Regions from separate parts of the Homo sapiens genome. Here regions 1 and 3 are each linked to region 2. Evidence: chromatin contacts called from ENCODE Hi-C data. All regions are on one chromosome and are shown on one strand. Each heading gives the region's core, a stretch centred on a gene start or an enhancer-like site at or near the end of the contact. The rest is flanking DNA. Distances are from core to core; before and after follow the strand shown. Region 1 has its middle 61 kb from the start of LINC02357. Region 2 overlaps LOC102723733 (a long non-coding RNA gene). Region 3 overlaps LINC02357 (long intergenic non-protein coding RNA 2357).

Evidence for each region. A loop is a pair of places that touch in the nucleus more often than their neighbours do. Pooled maps may share reads with other maps.
Region 1: a loop to region 2 is called in a pooled map, with 3 times the contacts of the local background. The contact joins two enhancer-like sites. A Hi-C loop is called at or near these places in 7 of 37 single-sample maps with no recorded cell type and 5 of 50 pooled maps.
Region 3: a loop to region 2 is called in a pooled map, with 2.3 times the contacts of the local background. The contact joins two enhancer-like sites. A Hi-C loop is called at or near these places in 8 of 37 single-sample maps with no recorded cell type and 4 of 50 pooled maps.

What each region holds. Positions count from the first base shown.
Region 1 is chr4:26,130,419-26,133,118 of GRCh38, forward strand. It overlaps a transcript of RBPJ not described here. Among named protein-coding and RNA genes, the nearest start is that of LINC02357, 61 kb to the left of the region's middle. RefSeq lists an enhancer at 1-77. Within about 2 kb of position 1,438, at least 2 of the 41 ENCODE cell types and tissues checked have a DNase peak (open chromatin) inside an H3K27ac peak, as active enhancers do.
Region 2 is chr4:25,877,853-25,880,552 of GRCh38, forward strand. All of the region lies in intron 1 of LOC102723733 (a long non-coding RNA gene), which reads left to right. Among named protein-coding and RNA genes, the nearest start is that of SEL1L3, 16 kb to the left of the region's middle. RefSeq lists an enhancer at 982-1,061. Within about 2 kb of position 1,384, at least 3 of the 41 ENCODE cell types and tissues checked have a DNase peak (open chromatin) inside an H3K27ac peak, as active enhancers do.
Region 3 is chr4:26,082,715-26,085,414 of GRCh38, forward strand. The region is part of intron 2 of LINC02357 (long intergenic non-protein coding RNA 2357); the gene reads left to right. Among named protein-coding and RNA genes, the nearest start is that of LINC02357, 13 kb to the left of the region's middle. Within about 2 kb of position 1,342, at least 3 of the 41 ENCODE cell types and tissues checked have a DNase peak (open chromatin) inside an H3K27ac peak, as active enhancers do.

The sequences.
Region 1 (2,700 bases), core at 188-2,687, 250 kb after region 2:
GCTTGGGTTTGTCAGCTTCTGTGGGCAGGGACGTCTTGAGAAGCATGCCGGCTGCAGCCGCTCCTCAGGTCTCCCCTGCCTGGTCTCAGTCCTTATTTTTTCAAGCTTCACGTCCTCTACTGAAGCTGCAGCAACCGAGTCCTGCCACTTTTCCTGTTCTCTTTCTCACTCATTTTCTCTCTGTATTTCCACATTCACGACTCCCATTACTCTCCCCGTAACACCACAGTGTTTCCTAAACTTCAATGATCTACTCCTTTTTCTATGAGAAGAAAAAAATTCTGTGCACTCCTTTACCACCGTCACTCTGTGAGAGTTGATGTGAATTATGTTTCTTTTTATCTCATCACCTGAAAATGTACAAATATAAACCAGGTTTTTAAAAATCCTTAGGTTTACAGCTCTCACATGATTTTTAAAAATGAATCTTACAAATAGAGTACAAGCAACACTACAAAATCCTCATTAATTTAATGTGTTAATTTAATGTGGCAGATGATGCTGTTTGAAACTGCTAAAATTACATTTCGGCGTGGAATGTGACTGTGGCATGGGCCACGATGGCTTGGGATCTTCTAAGCTTAGCATGCCTGTGCCATCATGTACCACGTGAGGATTGATTCTCCCATCTTTTTCTGCCATCCAAGCTACGGTCTAGTCTTCATTTGTGCAACATGCCAACTGGCCTCAGCTTATCAGAAACGCATCATTTACATATCGAGGCTCCCTGCGTTCTTTTCTCATTAGCCTGTGATAATTTAGGTTGAGTGCCATTGTGATAAAAACACAGCACAGGCGGCGGAAGCTGTGGCACTAGTAGGTTACTAGGTTACAAGGTGGTTGCCATGTTTTTCAAACTGGGTCACATCCCTATGCAGTCACATCCCTGCATCATGAGATCAATTTAGTAAGCTGTTACAAGCAATTTTTTAAAAAATGTTACAGAAAAGAGAAAATATCAAGTATTACGTGGTGTCAGAATAAGTATTCAGAAAATTGTTTTACACACACACACACAGACACACACACTCACATAACCAATCCAAACAGATGCCAGTATTGCTTCTGGGGAAGGTCCGTGGAAGCCCACTGAAATAGGCTAAATAGTGACCCCAAAAGATATCAGGTCCTAATCCCTGGAACCTGCAAATGTTGCTTTATAAGCAAAAAGTGTCTTTGCAGATATGATTAAAGTAAGGACAATGAGATGGATAGATTTTCCTGGATTATCCATGTGGGCCCTAAATGTAATCACAGGTATCCTTATAAGAGAAAGACAGAGGGAGATTTGATCAAGACAGAATGGTGGCCCTGTTGACTCCTTGGTTTTGACCCAGTGAAACTGACTTCAGACTTGCGGCTTCCCAAGCTGGGAGAGAATGAATTCTGTTTTTGAAACCACCCCATTTGTGGTTGTTTGTTACAGCAGCCACAGGAAACCAATAGATCCCACCTCTCCCCTCACCACCACTGGTGGGTGCTTTCGGGGGTAGTTGAAGGCAATCCCCGAGGAAGTACCAAGACTATTAGCGGGGTAGGGTGGTGACACGTAGGCTCAGAGCCATTTCTCAAGTGGTTTGGAGTATTATAGTATTTTCACAACTGGTACACCTGGACTGGTCTAGACTGGCTGTCTGTCAGTTCTATTTGTGCATGGACATCAGTGACGGAAACTGGGCCACTGTGTAAGATGGATTCCTTCTGTGGGTGGCTGCCAAAAAAAAAAAGTTTGAAGGTCTCTAATTCATATGACCCAGTCTATGCTTAGACTGACTAACTATTTTTTTAGGTCACCATCCATATGAAAACACAAAATTTAAATATTCTCACAGAGACTCTGTGGACTCCAAGATTCACCTGCAGGCACTCAAGGACCCTTGGGCCCCACTTTAAGAAACTCAGTAAGAACCCTCTTCCCCCAGCATCAGACAATTATTGTATCTCTTGGACCTTGAGCCTAATTAGGGTGGGCTCAGCCACCCCCAGGTGTGCCCACCTGAGCTCCCTTCCAGAGCTGCTCATGGCACCTGCTCCTCCCAGAGCTGCTCATGGCACCTGCTCCTTCCAGAGCTGTCTGCCCAGGAGTGTGGGTTTGAGGCTTCTGGGAGGCCCCACCCTTGGCTGTGGAAGCTGGGAGCCACTGGGACCACCTGCCCTCCCGCTGCACTGTACCTCTCTCTCTGCCCCAGGACTCATATACCCTTTTCTTCCAGGAAACCCCTGGGTCTTCGCTGGCCATAGCCTCAGAGGACTGACTTAGCCCTACAGTCTAAAAGTAAAGATTTGGAGCAAAAACTGCTTCAAAAACAAAACAAAACAAAACCACTGTCACTGGGGTGTAACCAACTTCTTTCTCTGGGGCCTCTTTTCTGTTACTCTTTACTTCTCAACCCCCCCACCCCACATCCCAGCCCTGATGCAAGAGGGGGCAGGGTCCTTACCTAACAACCAGAAAGCCCGTGTCTGTGCTTCTAAATCCCTAAGGCCCTGCTCCATCATAGGTGGGTTTTCGTACTGTTATTGGTAGCTCTGCCTCCCTTTGTGGCAGAAAAGCCAAGAGCCACCTCCCTTTGGGTTCCATGAGCCTTCCTACGTCTTTCCCAAACCAGGTCACACCTGAGCTTCAGCTCCACCTTGAGGCCACCAGAGGTGCCTGCCCTGAGGTGAAACCTCGGTGTGACCCAGGCAGGTGTCCTCTCT
Region 2 (2,700 bases), core at 134-2,633:
GTGAGACTCTGTCTCAAAAATAAAAAAAGAAAAATAATTAGACCAAATACTGGGAAAGACCTGATAGCCTCAAGGTGAAGTCACACTCCTCAAACCATAATGCCGGACCCCCAGTTGCAATCTCATTAAACCTCACCACAGTCTGGTCAGGGATTCAGCGACTGCTTTTAGTTTTATTTTCAGAAAAAAAAGACCGTGAAGATCCAAGGAGATCTGGCCATTTTTCAAGGTCAGACACCTATAGCATGGCAAAAAGGCAGGAAGCTGAGTATCTTCAGCCCACACATTTGCAACAGCCCCAGTTGGATGGTGATTTCTGTCCGAGCAGAAGACACCGGGCAGTTGACCCCTGTCAGAGAGCTTCACTCTCTTGGGAAATTTTGCAAAGCTTTTCCAATTCCTCCAGACTACAGTTAAGCATCCAAATGATTCTATTCTAGCTTTTAATACCTTCCCATCTCCCACCAAAACTGAGGTAGGAGAAATATTTAAAGTCTCAAGAGCACAGGGAGCAAACAACCGTTTCCTTTTTTGTTCCTCTGCAGATGAAGAAATAGCAAAGCTGTTTTTGCATTTCAAACTTTAAATTAAAAAGTTGACTTGCAGAATCCTAAGCTCCACTTTCCTCACTGAATGAAATGAGGTCTGCCCCTCAGCTGGGAGTTTCTAGTGAGGCTGGAATGGAGGCATTTTAATGTACATGCTAGGCTTTTCAATAGTTTGGAAAGCAAAACTGATCTTAGGTCGAAAACCTCTAACCACATGGTACAGAACTTTTTTCTTATTTAAAACAATCCTCGAATTATTGGCAATGCTTGTTTTTATTTCGCAAAACCTTCTATACCAGGTGTACTAATTACGCATCCTCTACACAGTGTTCAAAAGTCGGGGGGATTTTATCCCCCAGGAGACATTTGGCAATGTCTGGAGACACGTTTGGTTGTCACAACTGGGGATGGGGGAGGTGTGTGTTAGTGGCATCTGGTGGATAAACGTCAGGGATGTTGTTCAACATCATACAAGGCACAGGGCAACCCCCACAACCAAGAATGACATGCCCCAAAATGTCACGAGTGCCAAGGTTGAAACCCAGCTCTGTGACGATCACAGTTAATAATAAGGACAGTTTCCTTCCCCCTTCCTACCCCGTGGCCCCCAGTTCTGCCCCTACGAGTTTTATTGCTATCTTAGCATGCTGTGAATTACAATAGCTTGACCCAAAAAGATTTTTTCAGACCTTTTAAATCTCTAAATGTTGAATATCTGGAGTATGAAAATGCTATTATGATGTATTTTATTATTAGAATTATAAATGGAATCAAGAGCATTTACATTTTAAATTTATCTATATTTAATCCTGGTTGTAAATCGAAGGCCCGGCACGCAAAGGTCACACATCACCTCTCAGGAGAGAGATTATGCCAACTTGGTTGGGTGCCTTGTGTTCTATTAAAGTTGAAACCAGGCTTCCCTGTCAGACTGTTACGGCTAAACACACTTGGATCTGCAAGCAGCAAGCACAGGCTGTTCATTGCATGCAGACATGAGAACCGAGCCAGACTACTGGAGTGTGTCCCTCCGCCACCCCAGCATCCTCCCCATTATCCACTCGGGACTGGGAGACCAGCCGGCTAGGCAGCCAACAGCTATTGGGGGACACCTGTAATTGAGTCAAGATGCCAACCAGGGACTCTGTTGAGGCAAGAACAAGAAATTCTAAAACACTTTCCGGTATGCTTCCGAGTATGCTTCCACAACCCACCCCGAAAAACTGGCTCCTTCCCAGTCCTCCACTGATTCTTCCACGTGGGTCCACTTTGCTGTTAGGAAAAGGACAACACTCCATAAGGGCCCACAAGGCCCTGCCCACACCCTTTGCTCTCCCCCATCCTCCCACACTGACCTTCATGCCAGTCCTTGTGTGCATTATGCTTTCCCACCACAGGGCCTTTGCACGAGCTGTTTTCATTTGTTTTCCATTCCCGCCGCCCACTTCACTTAGGTAAGGCACTGGCTCATATACAGATCATCACTTCCTCAGTCATCATTCCTCAAGGACACTTCCCAGACCTCCCTGATAAGGCAAATCCTTCTAATACACATTTCCACTGCACCAACTTGTTTCTTCAGAGCACTCCCACTGATGCACTTTTACAGTTGTGTACTTAATTAAATAATGTCTGGCTATGACATATCATTGTATCCTAAGCACCAAGCACAACACTTGGCATATAGTAGGTACTGGGTACGTATTTGTTGCCTGGCCATTTAATTTTTTTAAATGAACAAGTGAATGAAAGAACAAATGAATGAATGAATGAAACTATCCTAAGATCTAAAACCTGGGCCAATGTCACAGGTATGAAACTGTGCGTGTGCTTGGGTCCAGCTAACCATTCAGACTGTCAGTTTAGATTATTGAAAGGAACAGAAGAGAAATCTTGCCTATAAAACACGGAACTGAGAAAAAAGTGTATACCTCACTTAGAGCGTCATTAAGTTAGAGAACAACTCCCACACTCTGCTCTAAGATGAGGCCAACATCCAGATTCTCACTGCAAACTTGGCTCCCCTAGAATTCTGTTCTTCTTTCCCCTGTCCCCGCTGCTTTCTAAACGTGAAATATCCACAGCTGCACCGTTTCTTTACTTTTTTTTTTTTTTCTGGAGAGGTTAACCTTCCTTCTTCAGTTGTATGTTG
Region 3 (2,700 bases), core at 92-2,591, 200 kb after region 2:
TTTGTTGAGAGCTCAGTGTATCTTCGCTAACCAGTTTCTGAACTTCAGATAATCCTTAGAACTATATTATAATCCTTGTATAAGGCAACAAAGCAAACTATTGCTTAATCATACAATGAAAGGAAGAAGTAATGAACGTATTTTGTGTGCCACACACCAAGCCAGACACTTTTCTTAAGTTCTTTCTTTAAATATTCTTACAATAACCCTATGGCGAAAAGGTATTATTAATTCTATTTTATAGCTAGGGAGTCCAACACTCAGACCAGTTAACCTTCTTGATCAAAGTCACCCAGTGCTGATTACTGGGAGAAGAATTGCATCTTCTACTTTACAAAGATCAAGTTCTCTGAGGGCTTGGGGAAAGCTTTCCCTGTCATGGAAGTAAGAGGAGGGAAATTCAGTAGGTGAACTTTGATTCTGCCTCAGAATTGGATCTGGGCTCTTGGGCGTCTTTGAGGAAGAACTGCAATTTCAAAGCTTCTGCCAATTCTTTGTGCTGCTAAAAATGGAAACCCAAATTAGTCTGTGGGGGCCCCGCTTTCTGGTGGAGAAAACGTTCTTAATTGAGCTTTTATTTGTGCAAAAGGAAATTCCGTTCTGGGATGGGAAAGCCTAGACAAGGAAACACTCAAGCTCTGTGTCTACCAAAGTAAAAGAGTGAGGATTGTACCGATGTTAATGGATTTGGGGCTTCCACTGGTAGACAGAGGGAAGAGGCTGTGGGGGCACGGCATTCAGGGAAAGAGAAACACAGTCAATGCAAACCCCGGTGTGGAGGTAAAGACGGCATAGGAGCACACCTGGCAATGTGCTGGGAGCCTGAAGGTGAAGGAAGACCAGTAGGAATTGGGTGGGATGAGATTTGACCCAAGGACTTGGGGTATGGTTGGTCATGGCTGACACTGAGCTTCATTTTTCCCTCTCTGCACTGAAATTTTTTCAAGCTTTCAGTTGAGCCAGAAAGCCTCATGTTAGCATTGTCTTGGGGTGAAGGGAGGCACTGAATCCATTGGATCAGGGACACACATCCAGGTGGAGAAATGGTAAGTGAATGCCAAGACTGTGTCTACATTCCTTGGAAGAACCCTGGGCTTCCTGAAGCCTCCTGGTTTGGAAGCTGGAGTTCTTTTATTTGCATATATATATATTTTTTACAAAAAGGATGGTCTTGGAAGGTTGTCATAAACTCAGGGACACAGGAGTTCCGTCTCATTGTTATATTTCAGGGACTGAGACTTAAGATGTTCTGCAGGACAGCTGAAACCATGGAGAAGGGTGCTTTTTAACAGGGTTCACCTGTTCTGAGGACTCTGCGACCACAAGCACTTGGCCGCTGTCAGCAGGCTAGGTGATTACAGCATTAGATCATGCCTCTAATGGGAAAAAGGCTTCTCCTTTCTGGCTGACTAATCAGCTTGCCATTTTTATTGCATGATCAGTATCAAGAGCCAATGATTTCTGTCAGCTCCCCGGGTGCACACTAGCATGACAGAAAGAACAGCTATATTAGCAAAGAAAACAGGTGGAGAGATTAGCAAACTCACTTAAAAGGTCAAGACAGCTTGGTCCCTTATGGCACAGTGACAGGAAGGCTGAAGGGGCCCCTTTCTTAGAACAAGAATAGCTGCTAGTACGAAACTCCCATACTTCTAGTCATCTATCTAGTCATCTTGCTATTTTCCTTTTTCTTATTATTTTAAAGTCCAAAGTATTTCATGCTCATTGTCAATCTGTAGCAGTTCCCTAGGGCTGCCATGACAAATTACTACAAACTTGGTTTCTTAAAACAGCAGGAAATTATTCTCTCATGGCCCTGGAGGCCAAAAAGTCTGGAATCAAGGTGTGGGCTATGCTCCCTCTGGAGGCTTTATTGAAGAATCCCTCCTTACCTCTTCCAGCCTCTGGTGGCTCCAGGCAATCTTTGGCATTCCTTGGCTTGTGTCTGCGTCACTCCAATCTTTGCCTCCATCTTCGCACGGCCCCCTCTTCTCCCTAAGTGTCCCTTCTCTGCGTTTCTCACATAAGGACACTTGCTGTTGGACCTAGGGCCCACCTGGATCAGCCATGATGACCTCATTTTGAGATCCTTAACATAATTACATCTGCAAAGACTCACTTTCAAATAAGGTCACACCCACGGGTTCGAGGAAGACATGAATTTCGAGAGGTCAGTGTTCAACCCAGTTCTTGGGGATGTTCTTTTGTGTCAAAGTGCTTTCAAAGCTCTTGAAAATTCATGTTCAAATTCTCAAGTGCGAAGGGCTGATCTGTGAAGAGCAGTGCCAGTGTATCCATAGCTGCCTGAAGGTGGACGATGGGCAGTGCTGGGGCCAGGACACCTCCGGAATAGTGCTCCCTCCCCACTCAGCTCACATCAGCCACCAAGTGCTGTGTGTGGTCCCCTCTCCTCAGTGTCACACCATCATAACCTCTTCTCCAAAGCTCAGGCCACCAAATTCCTTACCTGAGGAAGAGCAACATCCTCTGGAAGGAATTTCTTCACCTCCTGTCTTGCTGGCCTCCAGTACATTCTCTAACCATCAGCCCACGTGATCTTTCTAGGTTAAAATTAAAATTTTGCAAAGCTTGCTTATTGCCTTTGGGCTGTGGTTCAAGCCTCTTGGCTGGGCACTCCAGGTCCTCTGAGACCAGCTCCTTGCTTCCCAAGGCAGTCTTAGCTCCCCACCACACCTCTGG